2 separate regions of the Homo sapiens genome follow, and region 1 is linked to region 2. Evidence: chromatin loops called from intact Hi-C (ENCODE). Cell type or tissue: chondrocyte. All regions are shown on one strand. Region 1 has its middle 18 kb from the start of EIF1B. Region 2 holds the start of LOC124906231 (a long non-coding RNA gene).

Region 1 (8,000 bases), 1.8 Mb after region 2:
GCCAAATTGTTATCTTAAAACTACTGAAATCTTTCCATGGTTCCTAACACCCATCTCTGATTATTTCCCTAGCATAGGTGCCTGAATGTGAAAAGATATGAACATTTTAAGGAGCTTGACATAAAATTTCATTTGCATGAAATTCATTCAAATTCATTCAAATGTCATTTCAGAAAGTCATACCAATTCACATTTTCTCCAAAGAGATGTGCGTTTCCACTGTACAGTGGCTTCACCAACAATGGATGCCACCATTTAAAATAATTTTATTTATTGTTTTTCTCTATCTACAAAAGTAATAATGATGTTCTTTATAAAAGTTTTAATGTTGACAGAAATATACAACTGAGAAAATGAAAGCCCTCCCATTCCTCCTATTCCCTTGGGTAACAAATGCAGAGTGGCTTCTCCTAGGTTCATCATCAAATCGGGCACCATAACTTCCAGGCTCCTCCTCCTGGGTCCCTTAAGCAGCCATTTGGGAAAGACCAGGTGCAAAAAGGTTCTTGGGCATAGACCTGACTTTCATGGGTGTCAATGAGCGTTTTGCTCCCAACTATCCAGAGATAACCCCCATAAACCGTTAGATGAATATTTATTTATGCAGATATCTTCTGCGTTTATGTTATGATGGAATTTTGGGGCTTTGTTTTTTAACCAAAATGATGTCACACCAGATATACTTCTTCAAAACTAGCGTTTTTAGTGTTCCATATGGATTTCTTCTGGGCCCTCTTTATACATTCCTAAAGAAACTCATTCATTCATGGCTTTAAAAATATTCTATGGGCTGATACCTCCTGAATTTATGTCTTCTCTGAGCTCCAGACTTACAAATCCAACTAGTTGCTTGACATCTCTGATTGGATGTCTCTTAGGCATTTAAAACTTAACATGTTCAGGGTAGGTGTGATGTCTCACACCTGTAATCCCAGCACTTTGGGAGGTTGAGGTGGGAGGAACATTTGAGCCCAGGATTTTAAGACCAGTTGGGCAACATAGTGAGACCCTGTCTCTATTAAAAAAAAAAAAATTCAACATGTTCAAAATGGAATTCTTGTTTCCACTCCTCAATCCTGTCTTTCTACCCCAGCCTCCCTCATTTTAATAATGTCACTCCCAGCCACCCAATTTCCAAAGATAAAATCCTGGAAGTCATCTTTTCCTTGCCACTTATGGCCAACACAACAGCAAGTCCTGTTAATTCTATCTCCAAGCGAGTCTCTTGTCCACCCACTTCTCTGCCTCTTTACCACCATCATTCCACGTGTAGTAGCCTCTCATTGGCCTTTTCGCCTCTGCTCTTGCTTTCTGTACGTTCCTCTCTCTGACTAACAGCCATAATCAGCTTCTTAGAATAAATCCAATTGTTCTGCTCCCATGCTTGGAACTCATCAATGCCCTCAGATAGCATTCATGCATCTTGCCATGGTCTGTGAGGCCCTGTCTAATTGGCTTGCTTCTCAGCTTCACTCCTCTCATGCCAACCTATGTCCCCATCCTGTGCTCCAATCACTCAGGTCCACTGCTTTCTCACGGGAAGACTTTGCGTTTGCCAAGCCCTCCTTCTGAAGCTTGCCACCTCCCACTCTTTGCCTGCCTAAATCCTTTTCAGTTCTCATTGATTTAACCATTCTCCTGTTGTTTCAAAATTTTCAGTGTTATAAACAATAGTGCATTGAACATCTGAATGCATTCAATTTTGTCCCACGGCTTGATTGTTTACTTGTCATAAATTCCCAGAAGTGAATTGCTAGAGGGAAGGGAATTCTTATGTTAAATTTTGGTGTGCACAACATTGTAATGTCTTCGTGATCCTGCTGATTTTCCTCCCTATATTCATCCTCCCAGGAGAAGCAGACCCCAGATGAGGGTTTCAGTGCATGTGGTTTCCCCTGTTGCCAAGCAGGAAGCCCCACTCCCTGCCTTCCAGGAGTGCAGATACCCCTTGGATGGAAGCCTGGAGGCCCCTCCAGGCCTGCCTGCAGCCCTCTGAGTCAAGGGCTTTGTAGGGGTCTGTTTGGTGACTGGTCTTCCCCACTTTCTCCTACTTCCATCTTTCACTAGAGTGTTGGAGCTGTCTTTCTAGGCTGCCTTTGGCCCCATCCTTATGATAGATAACAGAAAAATGCTGCTGTTTCAGACAGATACAGGGTACCTTTTTCTAGTTTCCAGAATGAAGGCAGGTTTTTCCATATTTTTATATTCTGTAGGCTAGTGTTTCAAACATGCCTGATCTCACGAATCCTTCTGAGCACTTGTTAGAAATGTAAGCCCCTCTCCTCCACAGAGATTCGAGTTCAGGATCTGGGAGATGACAGGTCTTAAGAGTTTGTGTTTTTCACAGTGTCCTGGTAATTTTAATGATCAAGGAAGTTTAGAAAATGATTCCATAGGTCATTTCCATGAGGCACTAGAAGTAGCTCCAGGTGTTCAACTCCAGTATTCACATTGCCATTTTATGCGTAAGTCTCACATTTCCTAAAAAGCATAACCAAGCACTTTCTATGGCAAGGCATTGAATTTGATGCCATACACATCATCTCATTTTGTGCCGAGAATAGTCATTCTGATCCGAGGCACAATTATCCTTAAGTTGCTGCTGAGAAAACTGAGGCTGTGAGAGACTGGCTGGCTTTGGCTTGATCAGGCCATAAAGCTGGAAAGTGGTAGAGCCCGAATCTGAATCCAGGGCTTCTGATTCTGAGTCCTGGCATGGCAGGCCAGGTCTCACTAACAGCTGAACAGGCAAGCCTCCATGACAACTGTTGCGGCACTGACTGAGTGGTTAGGTTAAATATTAAAAGCTAATAGAGCCAGTCTCCTTATGCAAAGGCTGGAATGTAACAAAGCCCACCAAGAGTTTTGCCTAGGCCTTTCCTGGGCCTTGAAGCCTGACACGATAACGAAGGAATTCTTAACAGGACCCATGTAGGATTAAACAAGTTTTATTGGGGGTCTGAAGAAACTCCCCAGACCTCCACAAACAAGTTTTACTGGGCAGGGGGGTGGGGAGGATGGTCTAAAGGAACTCCTCAAACCTCCATGATTTAGCAGGAGACGAGATAAGGGTAATCACTCCGGCACCTGGAGCCATCTAGATTAAGTAAATTTACTGAGGCTCCAGAGAAAGGTCTTCAAAACTCAGACCTTAGTTATATTAGGAGAAGTTAACCACTTATGTCTTTAGATGAATGCACTTACACATAGACATATAGCTTAGAAGGTATATAAACAATGGAAAGCTTTGTAATTTTAAGTTGGTCTGCCTACCCGGTTACAGAAATAAATTCTCTTCTCTCCCAGTTCATCTGCATCTCATTACTGGGCCTTGAGAATAAGCAGCCCGACCCTGGGTTTGATCCGGTAACACTGGGGCATCTCTGAATCAACCACATTGATGCCTGTCATTATGCCACTCTGCACTGCCACGAACCTCTACTCCTCAGAATGTGGCCTGCAAACCCAGATGGCCGGTATCCCCTGGGAGCTTGTTAAAAATGCAGAGCCTTGGGCCACTCCAGGCCTCCTGAGTTGGAATCTGCATTTTAATAAACTTGCCTGGTGACTCTCATTCATATTAAAGAATAAGAAGCCCTCAGGAGGCTGCAGAGGGATTGGAGATCAGGTCACTTGAGAGAGAGAAGGGGAATGAGTGTGTGTGTGGGGGGGGGGCGGGTGTGTGTGTGTGTGTGTGTATACTTGTGAACACAGGCCAGGCATATGTGTAGTTTGGAAAGGTCTAACAGCTCAGAGGCACCATGTCTTCCCTCAGATAACATCACTTCCACATCCTGTTTGTTGGAAAATTGTTCCCAACTAAAGGCTAAGATTTTTAACTCTTGAAATTGAGTTATGTGCGGACTGCTCATTTGTGATCCAAAACGTCAGCTGAGAGACTGCACCAAGAGAAACCTCTCCAGGGAATGGCTGAGTAGCTTTCGCAAACATAGGGACACAGGAAAGCAAGTGCTTCTTCCTTCTGGGAGGTTTCTAGACTTCTGGAATGAGAGGTCCCCTGAGGGTGCATTGCCAGACATTTCTCTGCATCTTTAAAACCAGAGTTTTTATTTGTTATGTTTTTTTCTTGAGTGCCTAGAGGATCTAAGAGTTTAGCCAGTATCATATAACCTCTCAACTCTTCTGATGTTGGACCTTTTCTCTGAAACAAACTCAAAGACAAGCAAGCAAATTAGATGACTACAGCATACAAAACATAAAGGCTGGACCTAAATGGGTCAATAGCACCATCTCTTGGCCATGTGTGAGTACTGCATCTACCAGTTTTCAACTAGTGAAAGTACAAAACACACCTGTGGATTTGCGGTTAACTAAAGCAGAGTAAAAATATCCCTGCCACACTGTGAGGCATAGAAACACCCAAGATAATGAGAAAGTGGAAAGTTAATGCTGTCTTCAAGGAAATCAGTTAACACCTAATTATATCCACATGTAATATTTGAATTAGTTTTGCCACAAGTAGTGAAAACGAACAAGGTTGAGGAGGATGCCAACAGCACTGCGTATTTCTGAAGGCTTTGAGCAGGGCGATAGACCACAGAGCTCCCCAAGGAGTGGAGGACACCTTATTAAACAGGCATTAGAAAATGGTTGTATGTAGGCCGGACGCGGTGGCTCACGCCTGTAATCCCAGCACTTTGGGAGGCCGAGGCGGGCGGATCATGAGGTCAGGAGATCGAGACCGTCCTGGCTAACACGGTGAAACCCTGTCTCTACTAAAAATACAAAAAATTAGCCGGGCGTGGTGGCGGGCGCCTGTAGTCCCAGCTACTCGGGAAGCAGAGGCAGGAAAATGGCGTGAACCCGGCAGGCGGAGCTTGCAGTGAGCTGAGATCGCTCCACTGCACTCCAGCCTGAGCGACAGAGCGGGACTCCGTCTAAAAAAAAAGAAAGAAAGAAAGAAAAGAAAATGTTTGCACGTGAATGTTAACAAAAATACTAAATATCAAAATCTGCAGGCTGCGCAAGGGAAATTTACATCCTTACGTGCTTACATTCGAAAAGAAGTTAAAAGTTAATGGGCTAAGCAACTAAATTGAGAAGTTACAAAAAGAATATGCAAAGAAAGTAGGAGGAAGAAAACTCATAAGGGAAGAAACTAATAAAACAGAAAATAAGCATGTAATAGGAAGAATCACTAAAGCTAGAGGTTGGTTTTTTGAAAAGATGAAAGAATAAAAACTGATAAGCCTCTGGCAACACTGATCAAGAAAAAAAAAAAGAGAAAAGTTGCCAAAAAAAAAAAAATGGAGCTATAACTACAAAGGGTTAGTCCCAGGGTTCCACAGCTCTGCTTGTAAAAAGACGATTGAAATTCCACATTAGATCTCACCCTTTCACATTTTCATATCCTTTCCTCTTTGATTTCCATAAAGATAGCATGACCAATGTTTTCTCCCTTGATATGTAATAATGAAAAGCTAACATTTGTTAAATGCATATTATGTGCAAAGCACTATGCAATAAAATCCCCACAATGAGTCCCTGAGGCTATCATCATCATCTCCACTTTATAGGTATGGAAACAGAGGCTTGGGAGATATATCTCCACTTTATATATATGGAAATGGAGGTATCTCTCAGTTTGTTAGAAATCAACAAACTGAGGCTTTTTGATTTCTAATATGGCACAGCTAGAAATCAACAGCACCAGGATTTTGACTGGGCAGTCAGGGCTTAGAGCGTCTCCTGGTCACAGGAGCTGACAGCAGAGCCAGGACAGAATCTAGGCCTTTTAGCAAAAAGTCCTCATGACACCAACACTGCCTGTGTCAAAAAGGCAATTCTGAATGATGTTTTATTTTTTTCTCTCCCTCTCTAAATTGAACAAGGATGTGTGTTGCAACTCTGGAATCCATGGAGGCAATTTCGGTCCTCGGACACAGGTACTAACATGGCCCTGACCACCTGGGGAAAATATCCAAGGACCTTAAGGCCAAGTGGCCTCTAACTCAGGTCTCTCTCTGGCATGCTTTGGAAATGTCTCTCTAAATAGGCTTTTATCCACTGTTACTGGGCTAACCTACTTTTAGGGGCTTCAGGTTAAAACCTGAGGCCAACTGTGGTGCTGCAAATACTATTTTAATTGGAATGAGCTGCTTAATCAAAAGTTCTTGGTTCAGTGTGTGGTTCCTTCAAGTGCCATGATTCCTGTGTCACATTAAATCCAGGGTCAGAAAACTGTGGATCTCAGACTAAATTCTGTCCTACCTATTGTTTTCATGTGGTCCAAAAAGTATAGTTAACTATAGTTAAGAAAGGAATTATCCCCCATTTAAAAATGGTTAGTGAAAAAAAATCAAAAGGTGAATAGTATTTTGTGACATCTGAAAATTATATAAAATTGCAATTTTAGTGTCTATAAATAAAGTTTTATTGGAACACAGCCACATTCATTCATTTATATACTCTATGGCAGTTTCTTGCTTCAATGGCAGAGTTGAGTATTTGCAGCAGAGATCATACAACCTGTGAGCCTAAAATATTTACTATTAATATTTACAGAAAAAGTTTGTGTTAAAGTATCATTACAGAACTTTATTTTATTTTATTTTTTCCTATTCAACTTTTATTTTGGATTCAGGGGGTACAAGTGCAGGTTTGTGACCTGGGTATACTGTGTGATGCTGAAGTTTGGGGTACAAATAATTCTGTCACTCAGGTGCTGAGCACAGTACCCAACAGTTAGTTTTTTGACCCTTGCCCTTCTCCCTTCCTCCCTACTCTAGTAGTCCCCAGTGTCTATTGCTGCCATCGTTATGCCATGAGTACCTGATGTTTAGCTCCCACTTATAAGTGAGAACATGTGGTATTTGGTTTTCTGTTCCTGCTTTAATTTTCTTAGGATAATGGCCTCCAGCTGCATCCATGTTGTTGCAAAGGACATGATTTCATTCTTTTATATGGCTCCATAGTATTCCATGGTGTATATATGCCACATTTTCTTTATCCAATCCACTGTTGATGGGCACCTAGGTTGATTCCATGACTTTGCTATTGTGAATAGTGCTGCAGTGAACATGTGAGTGTATGTGTCTTTTCGGTAGAATGATTTGCTTGCTTTTGAATGAACATACAGTAATGGGATTGCTGAGTCAAATGGTAGTTCTGTTTTAAATCTCCAAACTGCTTTCCACAGTAGTTAAACTAATTTACATTCCCACCAACAGTATTATAAGTGTTCCCGTTTCTCCACAGCCTCACCAACATCTGCTGTTTTTTGACTTTTTAATAATGGCCATTGTGACTGCGGTGGGATGGTATCTCATTGTGGTTTTGATTTGCATTTCTCTTATGATTAGTGACGTTGAGCATTTTGTCATGTTTGTTGGCCACTTGTATGTCTTCTTTTGAAAAGTGTCTTCTCATGTCTTTTGCCCATTTTTTAATGCAGTTCTTTGTTGTTGTTGTTTTTTGCGTGTTTAATTATTTAAGTTTCTTATAGATTCTGGATATTAGACCTTTGCTGGGTGCATAGTTTGCAAATATTTTCTTCCATTCTGTAGGTTGTCTTGTCTGTTTACTCTGCTAACAGTTTCCTCTGCTGTGCAGAAGCTCTTTACCTCTCATTTGTCAATTTTTTTTGTTGTTGCAATTGCTTTTGAGGACTTTGTCATAAATTCTTTCCTAAGGCCCATGTCCAGCGTGGTATTTCCTAGGCTTTCTTCTAGGATTCTTATACTAATTTAGATTTAATAGAAACCCATAGCAAGAAAAACAAGAAAAAGAAAACATTTTCAAAATAAATGTTGTTTACGTTTACATATTTTTAAATTCTCTCTCTTTTCCTAGCAGAGGAAAACCCAATCATTGTGAGACTGCAAACACCCGGGGAGCTTACTTGGGTTTTATCGTGGAGCTGCTCTGCCCTCAGGCATTTGGGGAGAAGGACTCTGGCTCAGGCTGGGATTTTAGGAGCCAGGTTGAGTGACATAGTTGGGCTAGGTAGTTTATAGCGTTGGTATAAAGATGAGATTGGG
Region 2 (8,000 bases):
CTCCAAGGTTAGGGGCAAGCCTGTCGGAATCAAGAACAATGACAGTAGAAATCTTTGAAAGCGTATTAAGAACGCATGGCCAGGCATAGTGGCTCATGCCTGTAATCCCAGCACTTTGGGAGACTGAGGCAAGCAGATCACTTGAGGTCAGCAGTTTGAGACCAGCCTGGCCAACCCAGCAAAACCCTGTCTCTACTAAGAAAAAAAAATACAAAAATTAGCTGAGTGTGGTGGCACACGCCTGTAATCCCAGCTACTCAGGAGGCTGAGGCAGGAGAATCTCTTGAACCTGGGAGGCAGAGATTGCAGTGAGCCAAGATCACGCCACCGCACTTCAGCCTGGGGGACAGAGGGAGACTTCATCTCAAAAGAAAAAAAAGAATGCAGCCACACTGTGGGAGATGCGAGGAGACTGAGGGATGATTGCTAAAGGGAAAGGAGCTTTTCGGGGGGTGAATGAAAATGTTCTGAAATTGAACAGATTCACCAACTGAACTGGTGATAATTGCACAACCCCACGAACATACTAAAAACCACTAAATTATACACTTTATATGGATGAACTGTATGAAGCATGAATTATATCTCAATGAAGCTGTTACAAGAAAAAACGTAACCACAAGAAATGTGAAAGTAAGTCCTGCTGAGCACACGTACTGATAGAGGCAGGAAGCAGAGAACTCTTCCTAGGCAGACAGGGGAGGGTCCCTGGAGAACTTTCGAGCTGCCAAGGTCATTGTGCACAGGAGGCTTGCCTAAACATGCCAGCAGTGAAAAATTCAGTCCCTTAACACATGCGCAGTAAGGGAAATAAATCAATGTGGAATGGCTCAGACTAGGGGCCCGCATGCACACTGGAAGGTCAGGGTAGAGCCGCCAGAAACTCACACCTTATACAAATAGGGAACACAGCCCCATCAGCAGACAGAGAAGCCCTTGTATTCAACTGTGAAGGGAGAACCAGCAACCTGCTTTCAGGACGCCTCTCTCTGAGTGTCCGTGTGCCTACTTCTCCCTGGTCATGAGACAAGAACCTTGACCTTGCTGGGCTAATGAGCAAAACATCCAGCATCAGTACCATACCCTTAACACATCAGCAAATCTCTGGAAAACAGAAGATATCACAAAAGATAACTCTGAATCCATGAGAAAGATTAAATTGCCTTCCACATCAACTGTTTGGAAAACCCAAGGTAAAAGAAGCTTCTAATACCTTTAACAGACATTTCTTCTGAAGATAGGGTAAGGTAGGTAAAATGAGATTTTGGCTGGGCGCGGTGGCTTACGCCTATAATCCCAGCACCCTGGGAGGCCAAGGCAGGCGGATCACTGGAGGTCAGGAGTTCGAGACCAGCCTGGCCAACATGGCAAAACCCCGTCTCTACTAAAAATACAAAAATTAGCCAGGCATGGTGGTGTGCGCCTGTAATCCCAGCTACTCGGGAGGGTGAGGCAGGAGAATCGCTTGAACCTGGGAGGCGGAAGTTGCAGTGAGCTGAGATGGCATCACTACACTCCAGCCTAGGTGATAGAGTGAGACTCCATCTCAAAAAATAAATAAATAAGTACGTGATATTTCATACTTAAGAACAATAAGCTTTGGTTGCCGGGATTTTCAATGACCTGAAACGACTGTTTACAGCTTAATAACGCGGAGTAAATAGGTGGAGGATTGCTGGACTCACCAACAGCTCTTTGAATACTATTTGGCTTCCCAACTAAAAAGAGGTGGTTCTCTCTTAAGTTGGTGTCATGACAGAGGTCATTCCTTGAAGGTCTAGGCCAGGAGTCTGCAAACTATGGCTTAAGGGGAAACCCAGCCCTCTGTTATTTTCATAAAGAAAAGTGTTTCCCAAACACAGCCACACCCATTCCTCTAGGGAATGTCTATGGCTGCTTCATGTGCTGCAACAGCAGAGACAAGCAGTTGAGACAGAGACCTTCTGACCTGCAAACCTAAAAGATTTACTCTCTGGCCCTTTACAGGAGTTTGCCAACTCCTGCTCTAGGCCGTAAGAGTCATGTCCTTCCCCTCCTCAAGCAGGGCTAATAGAAGAAGCCAATAATTCAGAGGTGACTGGCACCACGAGGCTTTCCTGAAAGCAACTAATGTACCTCGGCCATTCAGTGCCACTCCTGTCACCTAAGAATATTCTAAACTCTAAGCTGTTCACTTTGTCCACAATTCTTCCTGCATCCTTCCTGAATCACTCTTGCTATGGTTCACTATTTGCCCAATATGGGCAAAATATTTCACAACTCTGTGACTTCAGGCTGGGCCACATGATTCGCTGTGGCCGGCATAACTCCATGTCCAGTGGGAGGCTCTAAGCATGCCTGTGTGGCGTGGTTGGGTCTGTCCTCTTGAGCTCTTGTCCTCTGCCCAGAGGAGAACATGTCCTTAGGTAGGTCCCAACTTTGTGGCCCAAATCCCCAAATAAGAGACAAACAAAGCCAATCCTCAGATGACCCATGTCTGTGAGCAAGAAATAAATGTTGTAGGAACCACTAGGATTTGGAGGCTGTTAGCACTCCTACAGCAACACTTGACTAACACACAGCTAATTTAAAGTCCTGTAAAGTTGGCCAGGCGTGGTGGCTCACGCCTGTAATCCCAGCACTTTGGGAGGCTGAGGCGGGTGGATCACCTGAGGTCAGGAGTTCGAGACAGCCTGGCCAATATGGTGAAACCCTGTCTCTACTAAATATACAAAAAAATTAGCCAGGTGTGGTGGCAGGTGCCTGTAATCCCAGCTACTGGGGAGGCTGAGGCAGGAGAATCACTTGAACCCAGTAGACAGAGGTTGCAGTGAACCGAGACTGTGCCATTGCACTCCAGCCTGGGCAACAAGAACAAAACTCTGTCTCAAAATAAATAAATAAAGTCTTGTAAAGTACAATCACTGACAGCTCGAATAAAGTTCACTACATGGGAATGAAATTACACCCCCATCAGAATCTCCTTACATGAGTCTACACAAGAAAAACATGGCCACACTTGGCTATAATGACACCGTCCCTTACAAAAACTACTTCTGGAATTAGTTCCAGTAAACAGAGTGGATGGGAAGAGAATAAAGGTAGATGGAACAAGGCAGGAGAAAAGATGAGATGGGAGAAGATTTCTTTTCTTCTACACAACTAAGTTACCTGCCTCACCTGTCACCATTTTTTTATTTAAGAAAGACAAGGTCTCTTGCTCTGTCATCCAGGCTGGAGTGCAGTGGCACAATCATGGCGCACTGTGGCCTCTACACCCTGGGCTCAAGTGATCCTCCCACCTCAGCCTCCCAAGTAGCTGGGACTACAGGGCATGCACCACCACACTGGCTAAGCTTTGTATTTTTTGTAGAGATGGGAGTCTCACTATGTTGCCTTCATAGTGGCTGGCTTCAAATTCCTTGGCTGAAGCGATTCTCCTGCCTCGGCCTCCCAAAGTGCTGGAATTACAGGTGTGAGCCACTGGTCCTAACCCTGGCAGTCTCTGCCTACGATTAACTCCCCTTTCCTTCAATCCATTCCAAAAGTTGCAAAAACCTGTCTCCTGTTGCTAGTGCATCTCTGGCCCACTAGATGGTGCTGCATCCTCACCTGGACAGGCCCATTCTTTACCACACATCCCAGGCAGCCTGAATTCAAATTAAAGGCAAAGGAAGAGACACTGGGCACAGAAAACTTCCAGGCCCTGTCACAAAGTCAGCTTTGCCCCTTCTCATTTCTACTCACATAAATAGGGAGAAACAACAGTTAAAATAGCACTGGGCAATGAGTTCAAACCTGAAGGTATGACAACCTGAATGGTCTACGGTCAGGATTTTTCAAAGCTGAACAAAAGAGCATAATTATATTTATGAGATAAGCTGAAACCGAACATGTTGGTTTGGGAAAGTGAACAGAATTCCTACTAAGAGAAGAACGTCAGAGCCCCTCAGCATGACTCTCCCTCTCTGCGTGGCTGGGGTTTGAAGGAGGGGCCCCTGCCCACAGGCTTAGCTCACCATCGTCTTTCCAACCATTTCCATCTCTCCCACTAAGAAGGTTCAGTTCGTACCACGCAAACGTTCCATCATCTAGGTCAAAATCAAACTAGGGTTTAAACCTCCTGGAAGGTCAAGATTAGGGTCTTGCTCTGAGCTGCCGCACTCAGGTCTGGAGTTGGTGCCAGCATCCTCTGGCTCCTTGGGCCACCTCCCCCTCTCATTTCCTCCCATTTGCCTTTAAAAATCCTTGCTCGCTTGAGACTCAGGCCATCCAGCTGGGTTACCCCCGCCTATGCCCACTCGTCCACCCATCAGCAACTCCGCCCCGGTAGAGGTTGGCGGCCGTCCTCTCCACCGAGTGCAGCCACTCATCCAGGCTGCCACTGCCACCCCTACACCTGACACCACCTGACTCCCCAGCTCTCAAGTCTGGGACCTCCACGGCCCTCCTATCACATGCCACTTCTGCCAGCCACACCCGGGCCACCTCTGAAATCTGGAATTTAGATACCCCCTCCCTGACTGCAACCCCCTTCCCCCACAGCTCTCCCTCAGTTATCCCCGCTATTCCATGGAGACCCCCAGCCCCTCAATTCCTCTGCATGGCCTCTACCGCCCACTTCCTGTCCAGCTGGAATCCCCCAGCCCTTTGGCTCCAGCAACGCTGGTGCCTAAGGCTCGGCCTCCCTCACTCTCGTGGGACTTTCACGGCACCCATACAGCAAAACCCAATTCTGGATGAAACCACCTGTCCATCTTGCTCTCCCTGCAACTGGGCTCCAAGGGGTACACTGTGGACTCCCATGCTCAAAAGGCCCACCCTGCTAGGCGCTCCTTCTTTTCCAACACCATGATAGAAGGTAGCAGAGTAGGAAGTGAGCCTGGACCAGATAAGGCCTCAAAAGGGCAGTAAATTTGTAAATTAGGGCAAAACCACCTTCTAGGCAGCTTCCAGTCACCCCAAAGGGTGAGCTGGCTGGAGCTCTCTGTTCTCTTTCTCCCTCCCTCTCTCCCGCAGGTCAGGTTCCCTCCACAGAACTCACGGTCTTCAGCCTTCCTGCTTCACGTTATTGATATCCTCACCTCTTCCTTCCCATTTAACTCCAGCTAATAATTCAAAAGACTTACTGCACACTCACAACCTGCAGACTCAACTGGGAAAGGGTCAGTTGACCACAGGCCCAACCTCCCTTCCTCCATGTGCTGGAAAAGCACAAAAGAACATTAACCCAGTACGACCCGTGAAGTGCCTGCTGCCTGTACTTAAGAAGCTCTACTGAATGCTGCAAAGCTTCTAAAGGCGTCACCAACCTAGATCCACCTCAGCTGTATAATTATTAAAAAGAAAAAAAAAGAAAGCCATTGTTTCTTCAAGGAAGAGGAGGTGGAGAGAAGCAGAGAAAGGAGGGGAGTGGGGATGGAGGAAGAGAAGAAAGGAGACAGCAAGGGGAAGGACAGATATCAGGGTGAGGAGGAGGGGAGGGGAGAGGAAACAGACAGAAAGTGGGTAAGGAGAGATGGAGGAGAGAAGAGGGTGAGAAGAAAAAAAATGAAACGAAGGGAGGAAAGGAAAACTTAAAGGTCCTCCAAGATACTCCTCCGGAAATAGAAACATCACTGGACCCTGGTGTTCACATAGTTGTCAGTATCACAGCAGTTTACAAGGTGAGACCTCCACAACCCTTCCCAGAGCACACTCTGATGGACCAACCTATCAGTATGTGTTTGGTCTGTTTTCTAAGGCAGATGTCTGGGAAATTTAAAAACTCAAATCATAAACTGTGTGGTGAGTCCTTGATATAAAGTTCAGGTACGCCCAGCAGGTGCCGCATGGTATTCAAAATCCAGAATTCGAAATCCAAGCCTACCAGGCAGTGATGTGCTACATGAGGGATGGAAAGGAAAGTATAAAAATAGGATATAAATAGTAATTAGAATTTTGGAGGCAATCACTCCATGAGCTAAAAGTAGAAACTGTTAAGCATTTATCTCAGATCACAGAAAAGACAATAAAAATTCCTCCAGGAAATACCGAAAATGCTCAGCCTCTACACACTGAGGAACGTAAATCAAGATCAGGGGCTGCTGCCGTTTATACACCTCAGCTGGCAAAGAGCAAATGTGCTCATACCAGGGGTGCAGACAGTGAGCGCCCACACACTTCTCCCACATCGTCTGAACACACACCATATACAACCTCTATGACTCACTCCATCAAATTACAGTCCCCAGCCTAGGAATTCACACAAGTACATTCATTACTTATTTGTTTAAATATGTGGGAACATGGCTATCCCCAACCCAGTGGTATTTGCAGAATACTGGAAACAATCTACTTGTCTTACAATAGGGAATTAATTAAATCAATCGTGGGATTTATAGACAATGAAAAATAGGCAGCCAGCAAAAAGAATATGATGGATGTATGCTAAGTGGAAAGGTCTCCAATATAGATTACTGAGGAGAAAAGGCAACAATATGTTTAGTATATGTTCCCGTGTGTAGAAAGCTTTCAAAGCAGGGGAGGGGACATACATACCATACAAACGCATGCACAGAACATTTTTGGAAAGATAAGCAACAGTCATTCCCTTGGGAGGAAAGGCAGAGGTCTGGGAATAAGATGAAGGTGGAAAACCTCAAAGTGTATTCTTTAAACTGTATGCATTTTTCTTGTTGCACACTGTTTAAGCCAATGCTTCTAAGAGTGAGTAGGAATGGTGCTTGAGGCACCATTTAAAATGCAAGAACTGAAAACAACTTACAGCACCCATCAATGGGGGCTGCTGCAGTGGTTCTGTCTTGGACCCTTGAGTAGCCAGCATGCTTCACTGCCTTTGTGGCTGCCCCCTTCACAGCAATTCTACCTGCAGGGGCAGGGCCTAATTGCTCATTATGTGTTCTAATGAGGCCACGTCCCCTCAGCGACATTTGAAATACAAGCTATGTCATTTTTCTTTAGTTTCTCCTTTATAGTACGGTAAGGCATTATACTGATTCTTTTAAAATTATGTGTTTGGCCATGCGCGGTGGCTCACGCCTGTAATCCCAGCACTTTGGGAGGTCGAGGCGGGCAGATCACTTGAGGACACGAGTTCGAGACCAGCCTGGCCAACATGGCGAATCCCCATCTCTACTAAAAACACAAAAAACTAGCCGAGTGTAGTGGCACACATCTATAGTCCCAGCTACTCAGGAGGCTGAGGCAGGAGAATCACTTGAACCCGGGAGGCAGAGGTTGCAGTGAGCTGAGATCACACTACTACACTCCAGCCTGAGCAACAGAGCAAGACTCCATCTCAAAAAAAGATAGAAATAAAATAAATAAAATTATGTTTTTAAGAGGATTCGTTATCTATGAATTTCATTTAAGGGTAACAAAAAAATGAATTACAAAATGCTTCTTCTAAAAAGAAATATTAGGTATTCCAGGACTGAGAGCTGCTGAGTTTTCCTAGCCTGTTCAGGCTGCTAGAGCAAAATACCATAAACTGGTGGCTTGTCAACAACAAACATTTATTTCTCCCAGCTTTGGGGACTGACAAGTCCAAGATAAAGGCACCACCAAATGTCTGGTAAGGGCTTGGTTCCTGGTTCACGGATGGCACCTTCTCACTCTGTCCTCACAGGGTAGAACAGGCTAGCTAGCTCTCCAAAACCTCTTTTATAAGGCCACTAATCCACTCATCAGGGCTCTGCCCCTGTGACCTAACCACCTCCCAGAGGCTCCACCACCTGATACCATTGCACTGCTGATTAGGTTTCAACATACTCATTTTGGGGAGACAAATATTCAGACCACAGCCTGGTTTAATTAAATGACTGATGATGATGATGATGATGATGATGATGACGATGATAAAGCCAAACAATGGGATATCATGTCGCTATTTTAAAGAATAAGGTAATAGTATGTGAATTCATTTTAAGTAATATGGTTAATCATCTTACAATGCAGATCAAGGAATAGGATATGGTCCCATCTGTGTTTTTTAGAAAATGAATATGTGCATAAAAACT

What was found. Hi-C counts contacts between places; a loop is a spot of excess contacts. Peaks named below come from ENCODE experiments on the same cell type or tissue, not always from the same donor. Only the 100,000 strongest peaks of a DNase experiment are listed, where the experiment ranks them.
Region 1: a loop joins it to region 2, with 4 times the contacts of the local background. A loop is called at or near these places in 9 of 110 quality-filtered maps.

Annotation. Positions count from the first base shown.
Region 1 is chr3:40,324,056-40,332,055 of GRCh38, reverse strand. No RefSeq gene overlaps it. Among named protein-coding and RNA genes, the nearest start is that of EIF1B, 18 kb to the right of the region's middle. In chondrocyte, a CTCF peak has its summit at 4,261 (motif pointing left); no DNase peak of the experiment used is centred here.
Region 2 is chr3:42,095,552-42,103,551 of GRCh38, reverse strand. All of the region lies in intron 1 of TRAK1 (trafficking kinesin protein 1), which reads right to left. LOC124906231 (a long non-coding RNA gene) reads right to left here and starts at 141. Exons shown (of 2, transcript XR_007095889.1): 1 at 1-141. RefSeq lists an enhancer at 4,614-5,436. In chondrocyte, CTCF peaks have their summits at 3,331, 3,573 (motif pointing right) and 5,769; a DNase peak (open chromatin) is centred at 4,324.